Linked DNA regions of Homo sapiens: all the other regions are linked to region 1. Evidence: chromatin loops called from intact Hi-C (ENCODE). Cell type or tissue: mammary epithelial cell. All regions are shown on one strand. Region 1 has its middle 130 kb from the start of MIR1252. Region 2 overlaps SYT1 (synaptotagmin 1). Region 3 overlaps PPP1R12A (protein phosphatase 1 regulatory subunit 12A). Region 4 overlaps PAWR (pro-apoptotic WT1 regulator).

Region 1 (2,500 bases):
CTGATTTATTGAATACTTTCTGATTTACATTTTTACCCAGATCTTCAGTCTAACTTCAATAGGTTAGTTTGCATAAATTCTTGAAATACTAATCTCAGAGAAGTCTGATGCTAGTCTGCCCCTATACAGGAGGCAGAGTGTATGCCTAGGAACACTAGTTGAACTCATAGGAAGGGAGATTCTGCCCAAAAAGTTCAAGGAGTTCTAAGATTTCTTTTTTTTTTTTTTTCTTTTTTTTGAGAAGGAGTCTCACTCTGTCTCCCAGGCTGGAGTGCAGTGGCACGATCTCAGCTCACTGCAACCTCCACCTCCCGGGTTCAAGCGATTCTCCTGACTCAGCCTCCTCTCCTGCCTCAGCTGGGATTACAGGCTCCCGCCACCATGCCTGGCTAATTTTTGTATTTTTAGTAGAGACTAGTTTCACCATGTTGGCCAGGCTGCTCTCCAACCCCTGACCTCAGGTGATCCACCCGTCTCGGCCTCCCAAAGCGCTGGGATTACAGGCATGAGCCACTGCACCCAGCCGAGTTTAAGATTTCTAGCAGCCTTCTTTTCTTTTTTCTTTTCTTTTCTCTATCTCTCTTTCTTTTTCTTTCTTTCTTTCCTTCTTTCTTTCTCTTTCTTTCTCTTCCCTTTTTTTTTCAGACAGAGTCTTGCTTTGTCACCCAGGCTAGAGTGCAGTGGTGTGATCACAGCTACTGCAGCCTCAAACTCCTGGGCTCAAAGGATCCTCCCACCCCAGCCTCCTGAGGAGCTGGGACTACAGGTGCACACCTGTATAATAGTACATACCTGACTATTTTTATTTTTTTAGAGATGGGGTCTTGCTATGTTGCCCAGGCAAACCTTGAACTCCCAGCCTCAAGTGATCCTCCTGCCTTAACTTCCCAAAGTGTTGGGATTACAGACATTAGCCACTACCCCTGCTAGCTTTGCTTTCTTTGGTACGCCCCGGCTAGGACCAAATTTACTGGGACCCCGTTTATACACATAGTTTCTCAAGCAGTGAGAAACATGTGCCCCTGCTCCCCATATTTGCATACATGACTAATCTACTAATAGCTTTTGACCATTTGGGCAAACCCTGCATTTAAGCAAACCAAATATTTGTAACTTGAATATGGAAACAAAACAGAAATCCTGTACAAATGGGCTGTGCTGGATTATTTAACTTTTCATTTCTTTGAAGGGCTCCTTTTGCCCTTAGAGATAGCATTTGAGAGAAACTCCAAAATTCAGGCAGAAATTCAGGACAAAAAAGCAAGTTTAACCTCTGGTTTCTGAACTGTGGTGCATATTAGGCAAGACTGTTCCGGATAGACCAGAAACTTTGGCCTGTGCAATTCATGCTGCATGTCGCTATGATGTGCATCTGGATGTATTCACCCTGAGGTTGTTTATTTACAATGAGAATTGAAGGAAAAGTTCAGAAACATCCTGTCACAGGATGTGTGGATAGGCCTGCTGAATGCTGAAGCCAGAGGAAAGCAGGAAAGTTTCAGCAATTAGTGATGGCATCGCCCTCTAGTGGTTTGTCCGTGGCTTAAAAATGAATATACTGCAGGTGTATCCCAGTTCTCCAAAGAATTGTCCCAAATAAACTGTCAGATTGTGTACGGAAAAGAGAAAAGGAGGGGAAAGAGGAAGGGAGCAAGAGGGAAAGAAAGGAGGAGGGAGAGGATTCTTGCCAGGATAGCCCATCTCAGCAGCTAGGAAGCTCTAGGAGCCAGGCTTTCTGTAGAAGCCTTCTGACATCCAATTAGGCCCTCAGTGAAAACATTTTTTTCCCAAGCTTCTGGCAAGTGATTCTAGCTAAAAGTCACTATTCACGATTTGTAATAGGGCCCTGGGTTCCTTTCCAGCCTCCACAGCTTTGTACCAGCTTCCCCTCCCAGGTCCACATTCCATTCCTAGGTAAGTCATCACACGTGCTGAGAGGTAGAACTGTCTGCAGGGCAAAGTGTGTAGGTAGACCAGGCTTCTTTTCTTGCACCCCCACCCTTCTTTGTTTCCTTTATGCCTCATTGTCATCTCCCCAAATACTTTTGCTGCCCTTTATACTTAATTTCCTGTTGGCTCCCCACAGAAGAGCTGGTGGCCCAATTCCTCAGGTGCCTGAAAGAATGTTTAGAGAGCTGCCTCAGCCTTTAGGGAATGACAGGAATGCTGAGAATTTCAGGCAGTACTTTTCAGACCCACTGGAAAGAAAGTTTTGGCCCAGAGATGGGGCGGGGTGCAGGGGGTGGGAGGGATGGGTTTGGGGGGTCTGTGTGTGTAAGAGGAGCTTCAAAACCACCTCAGATCATAATTACCTAAGGCTATGGACTTGTCTGAAGCCTGGGAGTCTCATCGTGGAGTCATCTCGTGTTTGTTGACCTATAGGAACAGAGGCCTCTGGGAAAGTGGTTGTTTGTGTAGCAAATTATAGATATGTGAAATTAATTTGGCTCTGAGTCTTGAGACATGAGTTATTTCTCATAATATTTTAGTCATAGTCCCC
Region 2 (2,500 bases), 140 kb after region 1:
ATACTTTAAAATTTAGACATACCTTTTTTCAAATTTTGAAAAAAGTCTGTGAGTGTGTGGCAGTTACCAGAAAACTTTCCAGTTACATTGTTTTTGCTCCAAGTGAAATTGGTTAAGATTAATTATATTTTCCTTTTTTAATACATGGCACTTGATCCATCATATTCTTGGCTAGAAATAAATTTTTAATTAATATTTGCACCAAATTAATAGATGTTTCAAACCACAACATGGTGGTTCTGGAATTATAGCAAGGGACAGTATGCTGGGTTATATAATTAAGGCTTAGCAATTATCTAGTGGATTAAACAGACCATTGTGGAACTAACTGCTTGCTTTATTAAGACGGTAATGATTACACCTGAGAATGTAATGCTGGCCCGATGAGAAATTTGACCTTGCTGCCACATTTCTTGAGTTTTAAAGGAGGCAGAGGTAAGAAATGAGGAGATCAGAGAACAGAGGTTCCATAAATCAGTACCACAGATGACAGGAGCATGGATAAGTGCATAATTGTAGACTCAGGATAAAGCAAAGAATTTAGAGCTATTACAAAGTAATTTGTGTGCCATAACTCTCCGGGAAATTATAATTATCAGAGAAATAATAGACTCATAGTCAAACAGCTTCTGACCATATTACTTGGAAAAAAAAAAAAAAGAAAGAAAAGGAAAGAAAAAAATGTGGTCTAGGAAATTTGGAGGCGCCAGGACAAATTCAAAGAAATGACCTAAAACCAACCAAAATGTCCTTCTTGTATTTTTATAGCATGTCATAGTTTACAAAATGAGTTTTCCTGGCTGTTATCTTACTGAACCCTTTGTAAAGCCTGTGAGGAAGACTTCTTTATTCCCTGAATCCACATGAAAGCATGGGCTGAATCACCTCGCTAAATGACTTGCTCAAAGTCTCAGTAAGAATGTGCACTGTATCTCCGATCCTTGCTCCTTCCAATAAACCCACTAATGCCAATCTAAGTGGGCATATCTGTTTGTTTTCTGGAGGCCTCCTCCCTTCCTCTGTAGTGAGACTTAGTAAAAGCTCCCCACAGTGTTCACTTGGTCGTTCAGCCTTCAATTTGAGCAATTTCTAATTCTTCAATAGTTGTGAAATTCAGCAAGGTCTGGGATCTTGGGCATATTATTTAGCCACCTTGGCTTTGGTGAGGCAAAACTGCAGTCCAGAATCGACAATGAACCAATAGGAAATCCCCTCTGTTAGGACTAGAAAGGGCTGCCCAAATCCTTGGCTGCTACTGCCATCTCCTGTTCAGAGTAGCTCACCCAGGATTGCCTGTGCATACATTTGCTTTAAATTCAAGTGTAATACCCAGGATAAACTGATTTCAATGAGACTCAGGAATATTCCCCATGCATTTAAGGTTCTCCATTCAGCCTCTTCTCGAAGCAACATCTTTTGGTGGTGGTCAGTGTTAGAAGGCAGTTTGAACAAGATTAAGAGGATAAAACTGTTGTTCTTCTGGGAAGAAGAGGTCACAATACAGTAGTGATGTGATCAAAGATGGAAGGAAAGAAGACAGCAATGTCCTTCTCCTGTGAGTATACCAGAGTAAGGACAGCCACATCCACTCTAAAACTATAATGTTCTTTGCTTGGACTGTGCGTAAGAGAGTTGCAAAAACCACAGCAAATTACATCCTCTTCTGATTTCAGGAGGGGCCACCAAATAGTCTTTGATGTATCTCAGAGTCACAGACTCTGTGCTGTAGATACATCCCACCTAAAAGTGAGGTCAAAAATTGGGATGGAGGTGATTCACAAAGAAGACTGTATCTTCTCAGAGCTTAGTATTTGCATTTCTAAGAATGTGACGATCAGAGCTATCCCAATGGTATGACAAATGGGGACAACTATCCCAGGTCTCAAACTTTTCTTTGACTTCATGCCTTCCCAACAAATGGTGGTAGCAACTCTAGAGGGTGGCTAGATCACTCAGTTGTGGTGGGGAAGTGAGACGAAGGCATGGTGGTACTGTCATGGTCTTACCTCCCTCATCAAGACCTTTACCATACTTGTAGGATGGCATCTTTTCTTCTCAAAACTGGAAGAGACTACTCTTATGAGTCTATTTTCCTTTCAAGGTAGTTCCTGATGCTGAATTTAAGTTTGTTTCACTCAAATAATATTAGTGGTATAAGTACACAGAGTATGATTAGTCATAAGTAACAGATCATCCCGGGGGAGTTCTAGTGATAAACCCAGAGAAAAGAGTGTATCATGGAGGATAAAAAAGAATACAAATTACTTATTTGTCAGGGCCTGTGCTAAGCACTGTCACATGCCATCTTAATACTTGCCATAGCTTGATGAAACAAGCATTATTATCCCTTTTTAACAGATAAATAAACTGAGGCTCAGAACCATGAATTAACTTGTCCAGGGCCATAGGGATAGTAAGTGATAATGGCAGGATTTGAATCAAGGTCTTTATGACCTCCAAAGCAGGGTAGTTCACCTCTACACCAGAATAATAATGGCTG
Region 3 (2,500 bases), 340 kb before region 1:
ATTTATCATAGCTCTTTTTGTTGTTGTGTGTTTAGTTACGTGTCTTGTGCTGGACTCTAAGCTGTGTGAATTCAGGTATCTGGTCTGTATACTTCACCATTGTATTCCTACCAGCCAGCATAGTGTCTGGCTGTAGCAGACACTCAGTAAATAATTGTTGAATTATTAATCTGTTCTCTTTATGGCCCACTTGTTTTGCTGAACACTGTTTCATCAAGAAACAATTAGTTAACAACTATGTGTATTAACTATGTTAATGTTTTGTTTTGGAAGACTGTAACAATTTTATGTCCTTACTGTAGAGATGTTTTTGGGAAATAACTCAGTGACTTTAAGAGGTTAATGACTTAAAGTGTTAATTAACGCTTTGGTGTGTAGTCTTCCAGGCTTTTCATTAGACATTGCAACAGCAAGAATTGTGTCATATTATGAGTATTCTTTTGTAACTTGTTTTTTAAGTAAATAGTAAGTAGAAGCTTTTGTTTCCCTGAAACTAAAATTTTCGCATTAGTATATTTATTGAGTGTATTTATTGATTAAACCCCTCTAGCTGAGTTTGTGAACCACATCTGATAAACGATAGAATTCAGCAAGGAAACCTTTCTCTGTATCTGCCTTCCACCCTGTCTCCAGAGTGCAGACAGTAATGAGACCTGCATAACATTTATTTTCTCCAAAAAGTTTTCTTATAACTTATTTCCATTCACATATTGAGTTTTCCTTTATTTCGCTATATCGCTGTTAAATTTCATAGCATTTTTCTACTTACTTGCTTATCTTTTTTTCTTAATTGGGCATCCTGTGGACAAGATTGTTTATTTTAGTTCATCAACAAAAATTTATTGAAATAGCACTGTCAGGAATTATGGAATGTGTAAGGCAGTTTCTATTCTTAAGGAACTATAATCTAGCCAGGAGAAGAGTGGAAATACATAAAATACTAATAAAGTCAGCATGTCTTACACAGTACTTAATACAGTTTTATGTATACATACACACAGTAGGTCATAAATGCCTACTTATTTAAGAAATTAGTATTTTGGTTCACTACATATGTATTATGTATTTGCTGTATGCTAGGCATTGTGCACAAAGGAAACAGGAAAATATGCCCTCTAGTGTTGGTCTTTGTATCTACCAAAATGAATGACTTACTGCATTACGTTATATGTGGTAGGCAGTCAGTAAAAATTATTCATGAAAGAATGACCCTGAAGTTCAATTTATTTTGTATCCCTAATGACTAAACTCCAGAAGAAATTCTGTGCCCTTACTAAGTCCCCAAATAAAAGTGTTGGCTTCTAAAAATCTAGGTTCAATGTACTACTTTATAGATTTTTATCAGTAAAGGAAATAACAGAGCTATGTAACAAGAATAGATAAAGAGCATATTTTAATCTTTGGATATTTGTGGTTTCTAGTTTTTGGCATTCTCATTCAAATATATAGTATTTGTTGAATGAATATTTATACAGTAATTAAATTACTTTTTCTTTAGAAACTTTTGTGGGTTTTTTGTCTTGAATTGTTTTCGTCAGATTTTTTTATATCCTGTATTTGCTATGTCTAGTTCATTCAGTCAACAAATATATATTGTGATCTCTCTTTGTCAGACACTGTTCTTCTATAATTACTCTTAGATACTATATATAAGCCTCAACTTTTGTTTGTCCAAATGAAGAGTTCCCTATGGTCTAGCCATTGTGTATGTTTTGGATTTCTTGTTCTAGTCATCTTGTCATTTGAATCTCATTTGAATATTTAATTATTGTGTGGATAGATTTCTGTTTTTACATCTAGATTTTCACACCTGAGGTAGTAGAAAGGTGAGAAAAGGTCAATTTAAATGCAATGCTGGACTCTTTGTTTTCATAACTAAATATAGACGGCCTCCTAAAATTGTACTTGCTTTTCATTTGCCAGTATTCTAATGCAAGAGCTAGGTTTTTCTTTTTTATTATTTAGTATAGGAGTACTGCTTGGAGTTTTTCTTTGTCTTTCTTGTGTAAACCACACCCATAATTCCTCCTTTGAAATGTCCCACTTCAGTTTTCTTTAAAATAGAACAAAAACATTGCTTGGACAGTATCCAATTCAGTTCCTCTTTAAACATACTGACATTTATGTCGCCCTGAATGCTTGGGGCATGAAATATTTTCTAGTATATACACACAATTTCTGCTTGTACCAGTTGAGCTTGTCGTAAGAGTCATAAAGAATTGTTTCTGTTTGGCTGAATGTGGTGGCTCACACCTGTAATGCCAGCACTTTGGGAGGCCAAAGCAAGAGGATTGCTTGAGGCCAGGAGTTCTAGACCAGCCTGGGCAACATAGTGAGACACTATCTCTAACAAAAAACAAACAAAAAAGGAATTGTTTCTGTGAAGAGGAAATTGACTAAGAGAACTTCTGTATTCAAAGTAATTCAAACTAATTTGCCTATTACCTATCAATAATTAGCTGTTCCTAATGATTAGGCACAAATTGCAAGCATTTCGGGT
Region 4 (2,500 bases), 87 kb before region 1:
TGTGGATTCTTAAGATGTACATATGTTGTGTCTACAGGCATATTTGGATAGAAGAAAATGAGATAAAATTTTTTTAAGGATTCTGAAAATCGAAGGAACAAGCATTATAAGGAATGTCAGTATTATGTAAAGGATTTTACGAACGGTTGTAAATATTTTCTACTTAAAAATGAATAAACTATTGCATTCATTTGTAAGACTTACTACTTATGAGAAAGAGCAAATGGGAAAGTAGAGAAAGGAATGTGAAACAATATCTAGTTGAATTCTTTCAAGAACTAGATAGTAGATCACAATTTAAGCTATCAAAGTATCAAAACTTTGGCTTGAGCACTTATTAAAAATTAATTTGAACAGTTCTTATGTTTTATGTTGAAATTTTTAACATTGTATTTTCTTGTTTAGTTAGTATGCATAGTTTTAGATAAATAGTAGCTGTGAATGATGATTGCCTTATGTGCTTAGGTTTACCCCTACTGTTCAAGAGTTGTTATTAATATAAGTAAAAGTTATACTCTTCTCCATATATTAGAAACATTTAAACGTGTTAATACAGTTTTTGTTTAATAGAGGCAAATGGTATATTGATTGCTTTTTCTGAACTGAGTTTTGTGGAATTCTGTTTTATAAAATTGATAGGAAAAAGCTGCCATGAGATGAATCTTTTTGTTATTTAGTCTATGAACTTATTAAATTTCTATATTAAAATCTTTGAGCTGTAGTAATAGAAATGTTAGTAGTAGGAAACTATTGCCTTTAAGATTTCTAAGTCAAGTTTATTTCCATATTTAACATATATATCACTGTAAGGTTAGTCTTTCAAAAGCAGCATGTTTTATCTCATTTGTTCAAGAAATACTATGATTGGCTGATTTTTTTTGTATTTATGACTTCATGTCCCAATTCCTGTTTAGCCACAATGTCTTTGTAATACAGTCCAGTCAGTCTAGTCTCTACCAAACACCCTAGTATTTAGTTCAGCAAACATTTATTGAATATGTGCAACATACACCATGTTTTGTAATAACAGGAGTGTGAAATACTGTGGTGATGATAATATTGTGATGGTGCAATCTGTTGCCCCAAGCAAAGTCATAAAACTATCAGAACATAGCAGTGGCTTTCAAACTTTTTTTGGACAGATAAAATTATGCTTTATTGGTGACACAAATATGAATAGTTTTACAGTTAATGACATTTTCCAAAATGGCAAGCAATTTTTAAAAATAAGATTATAAACAACATATTTCCTGGATTTTCAGGATAGCCGTCTTCTGGAAAAATCTTTGTATACATTTACAAATCCTGTACTTCTCCTGCTTTGTTTTTATAGGTAAGTGGTTGGGCTCAGATAATTATAAACTTATTTTTCACCTGCTGGCTGACTCAACATTACATTCTCCAGTTAAACAAGGTGTAGGTCTTTTCTTTCTTACCGGAACTGTGTTTTCAAATTGCAATGTGGGTAGCATTCCAGGTTTCTGCTCCATAACCAGTAATATCCCTCAGTCATCAAGGTGACCAAAATGCCTCCACAGAATTTCATAATACCTTTTAGGTATTATGAAAGAATCACTGAGCCCAGAGCATTATGGCCAAAGTAGAGACTTGCCCCAGAGACATACTTGGAGAAGATACTAACCCTACTACCAGGTCCCAAGCTATGAGGGGAATTAAATAAGTTCCAGTTGAGACACCACAGGGAGTCTTTTTCAGGGAGCCAGCCAGGTTTTAATCTGCATCTGACAATAGCAAGATGTTAATCACTGAGCAGGAATTTTAGGCAGTAGAATGGAATAATTTGGAAGGGAGAGGAAGAATGCAGTATTGGAACAGATTAGGATATGTGAGGTTATGTACAGAGCAATATAGTAAGTGAGAATCTGTACAGTGATAGATGAGACTTGGGGAAGCTGGGTCTGCTGTTAGTGACTGAGGTGTAAACTTGGAAATGAGACCTTATAGAATTCCTCCAGATAGCCTCTTTAAAATTAAAAAAAAATTATGTAAAAACGTTAACATACAGAAAACTACCAAGCCAAATGAATCCTTATATAACTGTCATCCAGCAATAATAATCATCAACCCATAGTCACTCTTTTTTTTTTCAGCTGCAATTCTCAGTAATTCTGTGTTCTACAAAGTGACTCAGTATACTTACAAGTAATCTGAAACAAAAGTTTGGAAAAGTGCTCACTGCTATTGTCTATTCTGTTCTTTTTCTTAAAAATTCTGGGTTGCAATGCAGTAAATTGATTTCATAACTAACAAATAGTTACACCTGGCAGTTGGAAAATTGAGTTCAGGTTTTGGAGTTAGACTGCTTAGGTTGGAGTTCTGACTGCACTATTCAACAAATGTGTCCTTAAGCATTAATTCTTATCTTGTCCCCTCTTCCTGAATGTACATTGTGTGTACCTCCTAAAATTTTTGTGAGAATTATGAGATACTGGATTTTAGTGCTTAGTAGTACCCTACTTTAAGTGTCAGACTGGGATCT

Evidence for each region. Peaks named below come from ENCODE experiments on the same cell type or tissue, not always from the same donor. Only the 100,000 strongest peaks of a DNase experiment are listed, where the experiment ranks them.
Region 2: it touches region 1 in a loop (7-fold over the local background); 18 of 110 quality-filtered maps call a loop at or near these places.
Region 3: a loop joins it to region 1, with 4 times the contacts of the local background. A loop is called at or near these places in 3 of 110 quality-filtered maps.
Region 4: it touches region 1 in a loop (7-fold over the local background); 2 of 110 quality-filtered maps call a loop at or near these places.

The regions. Positions count from the first base shown.
Region 1 is chr12:79,547,057-79,549,556 of GRCh38, reverse strand. No RefSeq gene overlaps it. Among named protein-coding and RNA genes, the nearest start is that of MIR1252, 130 kb to the right of the region's middle. RefSeq lists enhancers at 1,814-2,108, 1,551-2,279 and a silencer at 1,814-2,108. In mammary epithelial cell, a CTCF peak has its summit at 1,521 (motif pointing left); a DNase peak (open chromatin) is centred at 1,986; H3K27ac peaks cover 2,500 bases.
Region 2 is chr12:79,406,890-79,409,389 of GRCh38, reverse strand. The region is part of intron 9 of SYT1 (synaptotagmin 1); the gene reads right to left. Among named protein-coding and RNA genes, the nearest start is that of MIR1252, 11 kb to the left of the region's middle. In mammary epithelial cell, a CTCF peak has its summit at 1,262 (motif pointing left); a DNase peak (open chromatin) is centred at 1,219; H3K27ac peaks cover 1,114 bases.
Region 3 is chr12:79,885,727-79,888,226 of GRCh38, reverse strand. The region is part of intron 1 of PPP1R12A (protein phosphatase 1 regulatory subunit 12A); the gene reads left to right. Among named protein-coding and RNA genes, the nearest start is that of PPP1R12A, 48 kb to the left of the region's middle. In mammary epithelial cell, a CTCF peak has its summit at 1,115; no DNase peak of the experiment used is centred here.
Region 4 is chr12:79,634,383-79,636,882 of GRCh38, reverse strand. All of the region lies in intron 2 of PAWR (pro-apoptotic WT1 regulator), which reads left to right. Among named protein-coding and RNA genes, the nearest start is that of PPP1R12A-AS2, 54 kb to the left of the region's middle. In mammary epithelial cell, no CTCF peak of the experiment used is centred here; DNase peaks (open chromatin) are centred at 1,042 and 1,502; H3K27ac peaks cover 2,106 bases.